Linked DNA regions of Mus musculus: region 2 is linked to region 1. Evidence: chromatin loops called from intact Hi-C (ENCODE). Cell type or tissue: heart. All regions are shown on one strand. Links, peaks and the distances in the headings refer to the core of each region. The heading gives the core; the rest is flanking DNA.

The links. Peaks named below come from ENCODE experiments on the same cell type or tissue, not always from the same donor. Only the 100,000 strongest peaks of a DNase experiment are listed, where the experiment ranks them.
Region 2: it touches region 1 in a loop (7-fold over the local background); 1 of 42 quality-filtered maps calls a loop at or near these places.

What each region holds. Positions count from the first base shown.
Region 1 is chr14:31,468,540-31,476,462 of GRCm38, reverse strand. It overlaps a transcript of Mettl6 not described here. Among named protein-coding and RNA genes, the nearest start is that of Mettl6, 23 kb to the left of the region's middle. In heart, for the core only: a CTCF peak has its summit at 3,802 (motif pointing right); no DNase peak of the experiment used is centred there.
Region 2 is chr14:31,321,862-31,329,784 of GRCm38, reverse strand. Dnah1 (dynein, axonemal, heavy chain 1) reads left to right here and starts at 5,889. Exons shown (of 78, transcript NM_001033668.1): 1 at 5,889-5,922. In heart, for the core only: CTCF peaks have their summits at 1,907, 3,977 (motif pointing right) and 4,741 (motif pointing left); a DNase peak (open chromatin) is centred at 5,764; H3K4me3 peaks cover 934 bases; H3K27ac peaks cover 1,222 bases.

The DNA.
Region 1 (7,923 bases), core at 1,276-6,275:
CACTGGTGGTGTACATACATATATGCAGGCAAAATTCATATTCATATACATTAATAAATCTAAAAGCAATTTTGCTATTATCAAGATGGGGTGTCACTAGAGCTACTAGCCCTGGTTAGCCTAGAATACACTCTGTAGATCAGGCTGGCCTCTGCTTGGATTGAAAGCATATACCGCCATGCCTAGCTAAGCTATTTAGTGTCTTGTTTTAGAACCCAGGCCCTCAAGTGCTAGGCACATACTCTGCATCTGAGTCAGTCAGCTGATGGTACAACCTCTCAGAGGACAGCCATGCTAGGCTCCTGTCTGCAAGCATAACATAGCATCAGTAATAGTGTCAGGGATTGGTGCCCGCCCATGGGATGGATCCTAAGTTGGGCCAGTCACTGGTTGACAATTCATTCAGTCTCTACTTCGTTTTTTGTCCCTGCATTTCTTTTAGGAACAGTTTTGGGTTGAAAAATTTGAAGGTGGGTTGGTGTCCCCATACCTCCACTGTGGGCCCTGTCTAACCAGTGGAGGTGGCCCCTTCCATATCCCCATTATCAGGCACTTTGGCTAAGGTTACCCACATTGAATCCTAGAAACCTCCCATCCCAAGTCTCTAGGACTTTCTAGAGGTTACCTCCACCCCACACACAGCAACTGCATATTTTCATTCATTCTCCTGGCCCTCTAATCATTTCTCTTAACTCCCCCCTCCATACCTAATCCTGCCCCCTTTTCCCTTCCTGCCCCCCACCATCCTACCCAGGTCCCTCTCTCCATCTGCCTCCCATGATTATTTTGTTCCCCCTTCTAAGTGGGATTGAAGCATCCTTACTTGGGCCTTCCTTCTTGTTAAGCTTCATATAGTCTTTGAGTTGTACTATGGTTGTCCATCAGTGAGTACATACCATGCATGTCCTTTTGGGTCTGGGTTGCCTCATTCAGGATATTTTCTAGTTCCATCCATTTGCCTGCAAAATTCATGATGTCCTTGTTTTTCATAGCTAAATAGTATTTCATTGTGTAAGTGAACCACATTTTCTGTGTCCATTCTTTAGCTGAAGGTTATCTGGGTTGCTTCCAGTTTCTGGCTATTATGAATAATATTACGAATATTATGAACAAGAACTTCTGGAAGAATCACCATCCCTGACCTCAAGATGTACCACAGAAAAGTCGTGGTTAAAAACTACATGGTATTGGCACAGAGACAAACAGGCTAATCAATGGAATGGAATCAAAGACGCAAGAAATAAACCCACACACCTATAGACACTTTTTCTTTGACAAAGAAGCCAAAACCATACAGTGGAAAAAAAGAAAGCATCTTCAACAAATGGTGCTGTTCCAACTACTGGTCTTCTGCATGTAGAATGCAAATTGATCCATACGTCTCACCTTGCACAAAGCTCAAGTCCAAGTGGATCAAGGACCTTAACATAAAACCAAATATAATGAATCTAATAGAAGAGAACGTGGGAAATTGCCTTGAATGCATTGGCACAGGAAAAATTTTCCTGAACAGAACTCCAATGGCTCAGGCTGTAAGATAACAATTGATAAATGGGACCTCTTGAAACTGAAAAGCTTCTGTAAGGCAAAGGACACCGTCAATAGGACAAAACAGCAGCCTACAGATTAGAGAAAGATCTTCTCTAACCCTATAGAGAGCTAACTGAAGTGGAAACTTCTGGTTTCCTTAGAAAGTTATGTCAAATGATGTTTCTCTAGAGCACATAGGTGAAAGAATATTTTGCTATAGCAAACACGTGAAAGGATGCACGTTATTCAGGAGGAATGTAGATATCTCAAAGGCAGTAGGAGCTCAAGCATTGGTTTGCTTTGCTCCACCTCGACATTCTTCGATGACTGCATGCATGTATTGGTTCACCTTACACTATGTTGTTGAAGTTCACTTGTGGGCACTTCATAGAAAGAAACTCACCAAAGAACTCATGAGGTTCCTGCAATTTCTTGCTGCCTGTTGGCAAGCCTCATGTTGTTTTCTTTTAGATTGAACTGCCCTTGCTGATTCGTGTGTGGTGCCTGCTGAGTGGACTGGTCTGCAGCTGCTGATTCATGTTTGGTGTTTGATAGTGGACTGGACTGAGAACAATGAAGGTTGAAATTGCCCCAAAGAGCTATTTCTAAAACCGGTCCACTCCCCCCATATCCTGATAACCTTTCTTTTCCACTATCACTTGGCAGGTGGTGGGCTAGAGGGGAGGTTGAACCCTTATTAAAGTAGCTGTGAAAAATATATGCCTACAGCTAATATCTACAATATATAAAGAACTCAAGAAGTTATACTCCAAAAAACCAAATATCCCAATTTTAAAAATGGGGTACAGGAGATGGAGAGATGGCTCAGCGGTTAAGAGCACTGACTCCTCTTCCAGAGGTCCTGAGTTCAATTCCCAGCAACCACATGGTAGCTCACAACTATTTGTAATGGAATCTCATACCCTCTTCTGGTGTGTCGAAGACAGCAATACCGTACAAGTAAATCTTTAAAAGAAAAGAGGGGGAGGGTGTTACAGAGCTAAACAGAATTCTCAGCAGAGGAATCTTGAATGCCAAGAAGCACTTAAAGAAATGTTCAACATCCTTAGTCATCAAGGAAATGCAAATCAAAACGACCCTGAGATTCTACCTCACACCAATCAAAATGGCTAAGATCAAAACCTCAGATGACAGCAGATGCTGGCAGGGTGGAGAAAGAGGAACACTCCTCCATTGCTGGTGGGATTGAAAACTGGTGCAACCAGTCTGGAAATCAGTCTGGTGGTTCCTCAGAAAACTGGAAATAGTTCTACCTGAAGACTCAGCTATGCCACTCCTGGGCATATACCCAAAAGGTGTTCCACAATATTACAAGATTCTTTAATTTTTTAACGAAAATAATTAGCTTATGTGTATGGTGGTTTGTCTTCATTAATGTTACACACCACATGCATGCCTGGTGCTCCAGAGGCCAGAAGAGGGCACTGGATCCCCATGGGACAGGAATTACAGATAGTTCCACCAGGTGGGGGCAGGTAGTTGATCCTGGGGTCTCTGGGAGAGCAAACAGAGCGCTGCAGAGCCCTGTCTCTAGCCCACACCCCAGATTTTTACAAAGTAAAACTAGGCTGCAAAAGTTTGGAATATTTCAATCTAGTTTAGTGGCATGTCTGACAGTGAGCAATGTTGGCTCTCAGCACACATACACCTGAACTTAACCCAGGAATAAAGTACAGTTGTCAAACAGGTGAAAGAACCTAGACCATAAAGGTTTTAGCAAGGCAGCAAGCACCTCATACTGAGCCGTCTCACAGAAGGGTCGGCTTGGATGGCATTGCCTTATACATGCAAAACAGACCCCAGAGTCGTACTGAATTCTGCCTAACACCACTTCAGAAGATGCTGTGCACACAGTACTAGTCAGAGTTGGAGGAATTATGTGTGAAATATACCTCACAATATAAATTCTCTACAAGACCCTATGTGCACATGTAACATGCTTCATACTACAGTTAAACAGGCTGCACACATGAATACTAACAAAACATAACAGGCTTTGGCTTTGACCATCCAGGAGCAAGTAGAGGACTTGCCCCATGCAATCAGCCATGTCCCAGAACCTAGAGCTGCCACCTAGGCTAGGTGAGACCATCCATATAAAATATAAACAGTATGAAACTCAGTCATATGCGAGGTATTTCTAATATATTTAGCCTTCAGCCTCCTGCCTCCCACGTGATGATTATGTCCAAATGTTCCAAACAGCTCACAAACCAGCTCCTCTTCAAGAAGGCTTAATTTTTGGAATCCTTGCAGATATCTGGGCTACCACAAGGTGGCGATAGATGCTCAATGTTCAAATTGACTTTTTTTTTTTTTTTTTTTTTTTTTTTTTTTGATCCTATGGCTAACTTGGTGCTGGTCTTGAACTCAGAGATCCTCCTGCCCCTGGGCTGGGATTAAAGCTGTGTGCTACCACGGCAGCGCATCTACTGCCTTCTTAATTATAGTACATAGTACACAGGGAACATTTTTTTGAATGTCAGCTGGCAAGAATAATTTGTGCTTCACTAGACAAAACAAAATGCAACCACTTTTTACCCATCATTCAGTCCACTTCTGTCTCCTGAGGTCAGTTTGCTTTCAACTAACGTTTTACCTTCCTAGGCAATCTCTTTTGCTGTCTGCAAGGCCTCCAGGCACACTGTAGAACATGGTGTCTGAGGGAGGCACACTGTAGAACATGGTGTCTGAGGGAGGCACACTGTAGAACATGGTGTCTGAGGGAGGCACACTGTAGAACATGGTGTCTGAGGGAGGCACACTGTAGAACATGGTGTCTGAGGGAGGCACACTGTAGAACATGGTGTCTGAGGGAGGCACACTGTAGAACATGGTGTCTGAGGGAGGCACACTGTAGAACGTGGTGTCTGAGGGAGGCACACTGTAGAACGTGGTGTCTGAGGGAGGCACACTGTAGAACGTGGTGTCTGAGGGATCTAATGAACAATCTGAAACTTTTCCATGTGATAAATATATCCTCCATAGTCCTCTTTTCTTCCCAAATGGCTCTGTGACGTGCTGTACTTGAGATTAAGGTAGAGCAAGGTCAGGGCTGTCTTGGATATAGGTCTGCCTCACGTCATCCATAGCGCTCTTTTGTGTGTTGAGTGGGGGTGGTAAAGGATACACAGGCTGGAATCATAAGAACCCGCTTCCAAGAGTTGGTTCTCTCCACCATGTGACTCTCAGGATGGAACTCAGACCCTCAGACTTGGTGGTAAGGCCTTGATGAGCTGAGCCCTCTCCTGGCCCCAGTAGCCTTTGATAGCAGCAGGTTTCCTAGTCCACAGTTGCCACAGAAGGAAGGGAAATGGGAAAGGGGGAAAGCAGAAGGCACGCTGAAAAACCATGTTTTCTGTTAGGAAGAAAGTATTCCCTACACACACACACACACACACACACACACACACACACATGTATATGTATATACACACATACATACACACACACACATATGTGTGTGTGTGTGTGTGTGTGTGTGTATTCTCTTTCTAAGGCCAAACCTTTTATTAGAAATGAAGTTAGACTGGGTAGTGGGGGGCACATGCCTTTAATCCCAGCAGTCAGGAGGCAGAGGCAGGCCTGGTCTGCAGAGTGAGTTCCAAGGCATCCAGGGCTTACACAGAGAAACCCTGTCTCGAAAACAAAACCAAATAAAGTTAGACACTTCTTCAGTTTTTAACTTTCTATCTACTCTTTTCAAATGTGTGAATTTTTTTTCTGTGATCAGTGGGTGCCATGAGGGTACAGGGCCCTGTGCAGTCACTGTAGCTGGATCACAAGGCTGGGAGAGATGGCAGTGTGGGTACAGCTGGGGGATAGGAATAGCATCATCTCTGGCTCCATGGAGTAGCATAGCAGGGGCTCAAACACAAGCACCCGGACAGGAGTGTGCTGCCTAATTTTATGTAAACTTGACACAAGCTAAGGTCACCTGAGGGGAGGAAACTTCAATTCAGCAAATGCCTCCAAGCCCAGTGTGGTGGTGCACACCTTGAATTCCAGCATTTGAGAGGCAGAGGTAGGTGGGTCTCTTGTGAGTCCAGCCTGGTCTACAGAGTGAGTTATAAGGACAGCTAGAGCCAAGCTACATAGTGAGACCCTGTCTCAAAACAAACAAAACAAATGAGAAAGGAGGGAAGGAAGGGAGGGAGGGAGGGAGGGAGGGAGGGAGGAAGGAAGGAAGGAAGGAAGGAAGGAAGAAAAAAGGGAAGGGAAAGAAAAGAAAAAAAAGGAAAGGAAAGGAAAAAAAGAGAAAAGGAAAAAGACCTCCAAAGGATCAGGGAATAGGCAGGCAAGCCTGTAGAACATTTTCTCAATTAGTGATGATGGGGAAAGGCCCCGACCATTGTGGGTGGTGCCATCCCTGGGCTAGTGGTCCTGTGCCCTATAAGAAAGCAGGCTGAGCACACCAGTATAAATAAGCCAGTAAGTAGCACCCCTCATGGCCTCTGCATCAGCTCCTGCCTTCAGGTTCCTGCCCTGTTTGAGTTCCTGTCCTGGCTTCCTTCGGTGATGAACCATTGGGACAGATGAACATGGAAATGTAGGTCAAATAAATCCTTGTTTTCGGCCATGGTCTCATCTCAGCATTAGTAATGCTGACTAAGACACAGGACAGGGTCTCTGGGTCTCCCTACGTAGCTGTCTGCCTGGAACTTGCTGTGTAGACAAAGCCAGCCTTGAACTCCCCGTGCTCTTCCTGACTCTGCCTTCCAAGTGCTGGGGATGACAGCACTATGTTGACTTCAGCAGCTATTCCATTGCATTGGTTCTCTAGGGCACTGGCTTCTCTCCTTATGGAACCCCGTTATGTCAGTGCTTGCTTGTTTAATTGTGACCCTCAGGCTCAAAGGCTGGCTTCATCCTTTTAATTTTCCCATCTCCTCTCCTCTTATATGGCTAGGTTACTTCCAAAGACCTGTCCTCAAGCTCAGAAACTCCTCCTCCTTGTTTTGTTTGGGCAGGGTTCTGCTGCATAGACTTAGATGGCGCTAGAGTCACTGTGTAGCCCAGGCTGGTATGGAAATTGCAGTGATCCTCTTGCTCTGCCTCCTGAGGGCTGGGATTACATGTGTGTGCTATGCCCAGCTGTCAGTGTTGTTCTTTATTATTTTCATCGGGTTATATTCTTTGCACGTGGTACTGTGTTATACAAGGTCATTTTCACACAAGTATATACATGATTTATATATCTGTGCAGAACTCTCAAATCTCTATCAGAGGAGAGTGGCTTAGTTTACTTAGTTATCTCCAGTTGAATACACTTTCTTGCAAAGAACACAACTTCATTTTTCTTTATAGCTAAAATTGATGTGTGTATACACCACACTTTCTGTATCTGTTCCTTTATTAATGGCACTGTGGTTGGTTCCATAACTTTCACCTGTGCACAGTGCTGCAGTACACAGTGATGAACGTGTCTGTCTGTGATACGTCATTGACTTCAGTCCTTTGGGTAAATACACAGAAGTGCTAGGACTGGGTGTAGTGGCTATTTTGGAATTTTGGTTTCTCTAAAAGACATAAAATAATTATAATATGTTTTCATTTTAATCCCAGGTGTGGGATATGAGGCTGCTTCAGACTGTCCACAGCAGCTGACTATGATTTGCCTCGTGCTCTAGCAGAGGTGTGATTTTGCTCCCCGCAGATAGTTTCTGCAATTGCATGATGTTTGAAATTCTGGGGACTTTTCAGAGACTATGAGGGTGCTAGGGCCCCAAATGGCATGGTGGGTTGTTGGTTGGTTGTTGGTTGGTTGTTGGTTATGGTGGGTTGTTGGTTGTGGTTGGTTGTTGGTTGTGGTTGGTTGTTGGTTGTTGGTGGGTTGTTGGTTGTGGTTGGTCGTGGTTTAAGTAGTCATGCACAAAGAAGAAAGCACAAGAAGCTACAAGAAGAAATTAGATGTCCTGACTGTGAAAATCAAGTTTGCCCCAAGGAACCCGATGCCCCTAACAAGCAGGAAGTAGTCTAATGATAATGCTACCCCTTTCCTACGCCTGCCTTTATTCAGGGATATCTTTCCTCTCCTCTCCGATTTTTCTGTCCATCTATTGTTAGTATATTAAAAGCATGGAATGAAGGTGTACTGGCTAGTTTTGTGTCAACTTGACACAGCTGAAGTTATCACAGAGAAAGGAGCTTCAGTTGAAGAAGTGCCTCCATGAGACCCAGCTGTAAGGCATTTTCTCAATTAGTGATCAAGGGGAAAAGGCCCCTTGTGGGTGGGACCATCTCTGGGCTGGTAGTCTTGGGTTCTATAAGAAAGCAAGCTGAGGCCGGGCAGTGGTGGCACACGCCTTTAATCCCAGCACTTGGGAGGCAGAGGCAGGTGGGTTTCTGAGTTCAAGGCCAGCCTGGTCTACA
Region 2 (7,923 bases), core at 1,805-6,804, 150 kb after region 1:
CAATCTTGCTTGGACAGCACAACAGAGCTGACCCTAGTGCAGGGGTGCAGGGAGCCAGCAAAAGGGCAAGAACAGAAAGGAGCTGTCCCTACCACTCCTCTGCCTCAAAGTGAGCTGAGCAGGGAGAGATGCCCTCCAGGCAGTCAGGAGAGCTGACTATGAGAACACTGCTCTTTCCCTCTCCTTTCTTTCTTCCTGTTCAATGCTCCTTTCTTGATGAGGTCTTGGTATGAGGCCCTGGCTGTTCTTGAAATTCATGGCAATCCTCCTGCCTCTGCCTACCAAGTGTTGGGAATTACAGGTGTGTGCCACAGTACATGGCAATAATAATTATTTCATCCATGTATGTATCTTCTGTTTTAATAGTTTTTGCAATTTTTTGAAATAGGGTTTTGAATTCATAATCCTCTTGCTTCAATCTCCAATTGCTGAGGTCTACTTTAATAGGTGTTCAAACATAGCTTGGGATTATTCAGCAAAGATGAAATAATTCATAGAATGATAGAGTAATAAAATATTCTATCACATGGGGAAAAAGTAGCTTGTAATTTAAATGTAGCTTGTATTATAAAGGATCCAATTGGAACAATATGGTAATTGCTAGATAGAATGAGTTTTATAATATATATCCTCAATTATATAATATGTATCATTAGCATATATTAACTATACATAATAATAGGCTTCATGATAACATTTTGTGTTGGTTGTACTATCACTACAGGAAACTATGGAAAAGATCACAAGAAACTAAGACCTCAGAATAATAGCCTTCTTGAATGTAGACAAAGATGTACTCAATGTAATACTATCAAACTGAACATAGTAACATATCAAACACATATATCATGGCAGTGTGGTTGCTGTCACAAATGTGTGACTTAATATCTAAAATATTATGTTGTGTCTATCATATATATACTTTCAAATTTCCTGCTCTGTGTGCACGTGTGTGTGTGTGTGTGTGTGTGTGTGTGTGTGTTGGGGTGAAAACACTTTACCTGGGTTAAGTGGTACTACATTGTGAGTGTTATTTAGAAGTGTATTGGGACTGGAGAAATGGCTTCGTATATAAGAGCACAAGATGCTTTTCCAGAAGACCCATTTTTCATCCCAAGAACCCACATGGTAGCTCACAATCATCTCTAGCTCCAATCCAAGAGAATCCAACACCTCCCTCTGGCTTCCCTTGGTACCAGGCTCACATATGATACATAGACATACATTCTGACAAACATTTATACACAAAATAAATATTTTTTAAAGAACTTATTAGGCCAAGTCTATTAAACATGCAGCTTTCTAAATATTTATTTAAATTATAATTTCTGTAAGACATTATATAATGCTATATTAATAAATAAGGAGAATTATGGACCTGATAATCTAATAAACAAGACAATAGCAATTTACTAAATCTATTTATGATTAAGAACTAAGAAAAAAGCTGAGCAATGCCTTTAATCCCAGCACTCGGGAGGCAGAGGCAGGTAGATCTCTGTGAGTTCAAGGCCAGCCTGGTCTATAGAGAACTAGTTCCAGGACAGCTAAGTTAGCTACACAGAGAAACTCTGTCTCAAAAAATCAAAAACCAAACAACAACAAAAGAAAAAAAAAGAAAAGAAAGAAAAAGAGAGAGAGAGAGAGAGAGAGAGAGAGAGAGAGAGAGAAAGAAAGAAAGAAAGAAAGAAAGAAGGAGCCTGAGTAATTGCACCCTGCAGTGAGCAGCATTAGGTCTGCATTCTAGACTGTATCACTATAAATACACTCTTCTACTGTCACAAAGTATTTGCTGAAGCCAGGAAAATCCTTGATAAGAGCCATATAAGGGCTGTATGACCATGCAGCATTGAGTCTGGGTTTGTTTGTGCTTTGTTATCTGAGTGTGTAGTCTCTTCTGCTGTGAACACTAGGTGGTGATGTAATTCAGGTTTGTGTCCATCCCTTTGCAGACTTTAAGCCTGATGGGTGGCAGAGGGTGATGGCAACTTCCATACATGCACCTGTAAGTCACACCTCGTTCTGAAAACAACTGATAGTAAACGTTCTGCTTGCTGAGCCGGACTTTTACAAGACATTCTTTGGGCTGTCGGGTAAAGGAGTTCAGCAATACTGCAGGATATGACATCAACACTTAAATATAAAATGTGTTTCCAAACATTATCAATGAACACCTCTAAAAGTAATTTAAAGTACAAACTAGATGTGATCAAAGAGAAAGCTGGAACGGACAGGTGCCCCTGTGGTTAAGAATACTAGTGTTCTTCCAGAGGATTGGAGTTCAGCTCCCAGCACCTATGACAGGCCACACCTGTCTACAACTCCAGTTCCAGGGATCTGACACCCTCTTCTGGCCTCCACTGGAACCAGGCACACATGTGGTACACAAACATGCAGGAGACTATTAGCACACTGGGTGGAGCCTGAGCACATGAGACCTCAAAGCCCACCTCTACAGTGACACACTTCCTCCAGCAAAGCCACACCTTCTAATAGTGCTACTTCCTTTAGGCCAAGCATTCAAACACATGAGTCTGTGGGGACCATTCCTATTCAAACCAACACAACTGGGAACAAGAGACTGGTATAGCCCAAAGACCTAGGGTAGAACAAACTCATCCAGTCATTGTGAGAGAGCTGCCTCTGGCAGCTGATGGGAACAGATGCAGAGACCCACAGCCAAACATTAGGCAGAGAGAAAGCCCAGGTTGGAGGTTACCATCGGGTCCCTCCCCTTGGAAACCCATGGAAGAAGAGGAGGAGGAATTGTAGGAGCCAGAGGGGTCAAGAACACTGGGAGAGCCCATCCCACAGAATCACCTACGTAGGGTTCGTGGGGGCTCACAGAGACCGAAGTAGCAACTGTGAAGCCCGCATGCATCCGTGCTAGGTTCTTTGCATATGTTATGGTCATTGGCTTGGTGTTCTGGGAGGGGAGGGACTTCGGACAGTGAGAGATAGGGTGTCTCTGACTTTTTAGCCTGCTTTTCAGACCCTTTTCCTCCTACTGGGTTGCTTTGCTCAGCCTTGATTGAGGGTCTGTGCCTGGTCTTATTGTAGCTTGTGCCAGGTTTGGTTGCTGTTCCTTGGACGCCTGTTTGTTTGTTTGTTTGTTTGTTTTGTTTGTTTTTGTTTTCTGGCAGGGGAATGGATCTGGGGGTGAGGGCAGGCTGGAGGAGAACTGAGAGGAGCAGAGGGAGAGGAAGCTGTGGCTGAGATGCAGTGTATGAAAGAAAAAGAAATAATTTCTTTACTGGCAGAATAGATCTGTGATGGGCAACAAGATCTAGTCCCCACCCTTCAGGCCATCTTCAATCTAGAGCAGAGGTTCTCAACCTGTGGATGGAGACGCTTTGGCAAACCTCTGTCTCCAAAAAATGACATCATGATATGAATAGTGGCAAAATTACAGTTATGAAGTAGCAACAAAAATAATGTTATGGTTGGGGGTCACCACACCATGAGGAACCGTATTAAAGGGTCTCATTCCTGGGAAGGTTGAGACCCACTGATCTAAAGGAATGTTCCATGACTGCACTGGGTGAAGGAGAGGGCCTCTATGAGGCGATCCTCCTGAGAATGGACTCTTCCCAACATGGCCTGCTCATGTGTCTGAGAGCTGTGAGCCCTGTGTTATCCCCAACCCACTGAGATGCTTGGTCACGTTCTCAGACTAGTAGCCCCTCTCATCCTTGATGTCTTATCATGGGCTGATGCTGCCATGGCAACCCACTTGGTTACTGCGATTATTTGGACAATTGTTCCAAGTCTGGGACATGCCAGCCAAAACAAGGATGTCTGTGGACCCTGAGTGGGGTACACAGCCTAACCCCAGAACCATGGAGAGCCATGGTCACCTTGTCCGTCTCTAGTACCCTTTACACTCCTGCTTTTCTCAGAAACAGACACTGAGTGAGTACAGAAATGCCAAAATGTAAAGCAAATGAAGCCATGGTACAGATGCAGAAAAGGTTATACCAACATCCAGGTCTGACGGGTGAGGAGAGCTGGCCAGAAGGGGGTGCTGGAGAGATGCTGGGGGGGGGGGGGATATAAGCCAGCACAAAGGCAGACGGACCTCCGGCCCAGGCAAAGCTTACCCTTCTCTCTGCTTTTAGGTTCGTCCTAGCCTGGCCTCTCTGGTCCTTCACTGATGTTGTATAGCCCAGACTGGGACCAATTTAATTCTGTGCACTTAATGTCCAGTGCAGACCTGACAACCAGCCAGAATTATTAATACATTGATTAAAATTCATATAATGAACACCAGACCCTGCTACCTCCTTCAACATTAATATGTCTCAGTGAACTCAGTTTACCCACCTATGAAATGGTAATATTATGGGAAAGCTCTGGGCAGTTGAGAAGGGGAACTTTTCCTTTTCTTTTGGCTTGCAACCTACCTCTCCCCTTTACAGGATAGAAAGCAGAAGAAGTGGGCATCAGGAACCTTCCAATTCCCCAGTTGATAACATTTAGCCATTTTTGCTTTATCTCTTCCTTCTCTTGGTGTCTATACTTGTGTGCATATAATTTTTACTGAACCCACTCGAATGGAAACTTCAGCAGACACTTGATGTTGCTTTGAAATTTAGGCTGCATTAAGCCAAGGACATGGGGCTGAAGAGATGGCTCTGAGCTTCAGCTCTTGCTACTCTTGCAGAGGACTGGAGAAATTCAGGTTCCATCACACACATGGTGGCTCTTAACCGGCTGTAATTCCAGATCCAGGGGTTCTAGCGCCCTCTTCCGGCCTCCGCAGAATAGATACCACACGGTGCGCAAAACATACATGTACGCTATACATGTATACACTCATCATACACATAATATAAAAAGAAATAGATATTTTAAAATGACATTAAAAAAAAAACAAGGACAGGCCCCTATATACCACAATAACTACGATCACAAAAGAGGCCCGCAGATAGATCTATGCCAGTTCCTAGACAGCAAGGACAACATAGTGAGACAGGTCTGAAAAAACTGAAAACAAAATTACTCGGTTTTCAGGACCAGTCAGGGAACAACACGAACCTATGCCCAGTGTGGAGCAGATGCAGACATTAGACAGCTACTATCCGGGAGGGTGCAGCCACTGCCCAGCCACAGGAGGCAGATGCAACAGGAAGCTGGGACTGCGGGTGGGAGGGTGGCCGCTGAGCCTCCAGAGACCCAGAGCTAGTACTCTGTGGACACAGCGCTGTGACCCGTCTGTCTGCAGCTACAGTTTGAACACCAAGTTCCAACTCACAATCTCCTCACATCCTTACTGTGGGCGTTTAGTAGCTGGTTACTGTTGATGCCACGTTGTTGTTTGAGATGGGATCTCATATCCACAGCCAAGAATGACCTTGAAGTTCTGGTCTTCTTGCTTCTACCTCCCTACTGCTGGAATAACAGGTGTGCGCCACCAGACCGCAGACAGGCCAACCCTCTAACAAATGAGGAAATCTCCCGCCACAGTAGCTTTGTTTTGACATGGTTTCGGGGAGCCCAGGTCCTCAAATGTGCTATATATTCAAGGACACCTTGCCTCCACATGCTATGTGCTGAGGACTACAGGTTTGAGACACCACTCATGCCTTTAATTCACTATTTCCTTGCCCATTATTCAAAGTTGCCATGCTGCCTTTGACTCTTTTGTCTCTTACTGTTAGAGGACTCTAAAGGGGGAAGTGAGTAATGCAGTCTGAATTTGAGAATTAGACGCCCACCTACAGACCGGACCGGTGCAGCGTGATCTGCCTCTGCTTAAAGAACCAGACCTCTTGGGGGCGAGGGTGGGGTGAGCGGTCCTGGGGAAGTTGGTAGCCGGAAGCTTCTGCCCGCGGTGCCGAATGGTCCCGCCCCCTCGCAACGGACTCAGTGTCCTTCCCTAGAGACGGGAAGCACTGAAAACTTTGCTGTTTAGGGGAGCCGGTAGGTCCATGAGGAGGCGGGATGATCGGGTTGGGGAAAATTCATTAAGGTGTAGAAGTGAGTGGACACGGAGGAAGCACTCTTAAGATCACCATTCCCCCTCTCCCACATCCCCTACAGAGCCTTGTCGGGGTCGGGCTGTGGGAATAGTGTATAGGAGAAGGCACTTAAGGGCCTTGCTGTTAAGACCTAACAGCACAATGTTTGGGGCTCGGATCCTTCTATGCAGGGAGTGTGTGACTCAATGCCCCCCTTCTACCAGACACCCACCCATTCTCTCTCTTTATCTGAGTTGTTACAGAGATGGGCTTCATCCCTTCCTTTACAAACCCCATTCAATTATTTGTTGGTTCACATAGTCACTCAGCAAATGCATTGTGGGGACCTTCTGCGTTCCCCGTGGTAAGTACCCAGTTTCCAGAGAACAGTGTTACTTGAAAAGTCCTGTTCAGCAGGCAGGGAAGAACAAAGTACCATATAATTTCAGGCTGCGTTCAATGGTGCAAGAAGCTGTGGGCACAGAGCCAGTTTTCTCAGGTGACTACATCTGAAGGATGAAGGAAGCCCCAAGCTTGTAAGAGAAATGACCAACTCCTATGCTGCTTTCTGTGTAGTCTCAGCAGAGGTAGAGACTTCCAAAATCCTTTAAAGTTCACATTCGTTGCCAAATGAGAGCTTGCATTGTACCCTGAGATTTTCAAAGGGATGCAAGCGCGGGTACTTTTTGAGTCCGCAGATGGATAATTTGGAAGCCCTCCTGCTCAGGTCCTCCTTGGGCAGCTATTTTGCACACATCTCAGGGCTTCTCCATATACCTCTTTGGACCTGAGTGTCCTTGTTTGAACCGTTGAAGGTGGTAGTGATGGTGGTGGTGGTGATGATGGTGGTGATATTGATGATGGTGGTGGTGATGGTGGTGGTATTGATGTTGGTGGTGGTGATGGTGGTGGTAATGATGGTGGTGTTGATGATGATGGTGGTGGTGATGGCGGTGGTGGTAGTGCTGGTGGTGGTGGTAGTGCCTGTTATGAGGACCACACACCTCTGTGCTCCCCAACTCCCACACTCGTTCAGCCAAGTGGTTGAGCATGTGGGTGCCTCTTGTTGACTGTGAAGCATTGGCCAGGTCATAGGACCTTTTGAGGGTTTATCTTCTCGACTCTGAGAAATGAGAATAATCTCAATTTCCACATAGGTTTTAAATGGGATTGTGTTATGAAATGAGTCCACAAGCCCGACAACGCTGTTCCAAGTTCTGGACCTGCTGGGACCAAACCTGCCATCTCAGCAGCTTCTTTCCTCACATAAAGTTGGAGGGGGGGGAGTTCCCAGGGTGACCAGCAGCAGAGGCCTTGCTGTGAATCATGTCCTCTCTCGCACTAGCCACACTCATTCCCAGGCCTAGGCCCTGTCACCCATGGTAAGACGACAGAAGTTTGTCTTTACAATTCCTGCACATGCTGATCTATGTAGGTGCCCAGCGGGGTTCTGAGTCTGCAGCCCATGTTTCCACCTTCCCTCTTGGGCTGTGTTAATGAGTTCCTCCTACTACAACCTGCTCAGAGAGGGAGAGAGGAGGGGGGAGGGGGAGGGAGAGGAGTGGGAGGGAGAGAGAGAGAGACAGAGAGAGAGAGAGAGAGAGAGAGAGAGAGAGAGAGAGTTATTCCCATGTCCCAGCAAAGCAGGCCAGACATACTGAATATACTGACTGGAGAAGCCAAGACTGAAACGCTTTCCTATGGAGATGGGACCCTGAACCCCAGCTGTCTGTATGCTGGTTTGTTCAAAGATGCTATCTGTGGGTTTACAGGATGAGGAAGCTGGACCTCAGGGAGTCATCTTTTCTGTTCTGTTGTCCTGAAAGGGGCAGTGAGAGTCACACAGGTAGACTTTCTGTTCTGTTGTCCTGAAAGGGGCAGTGAGAGTCACACAGGTAGACCAGACTTGGTCTTACCTTTAGTATCTGCCCTAGGAGGCAGCTGGTCACCAGGAATGGGTGCG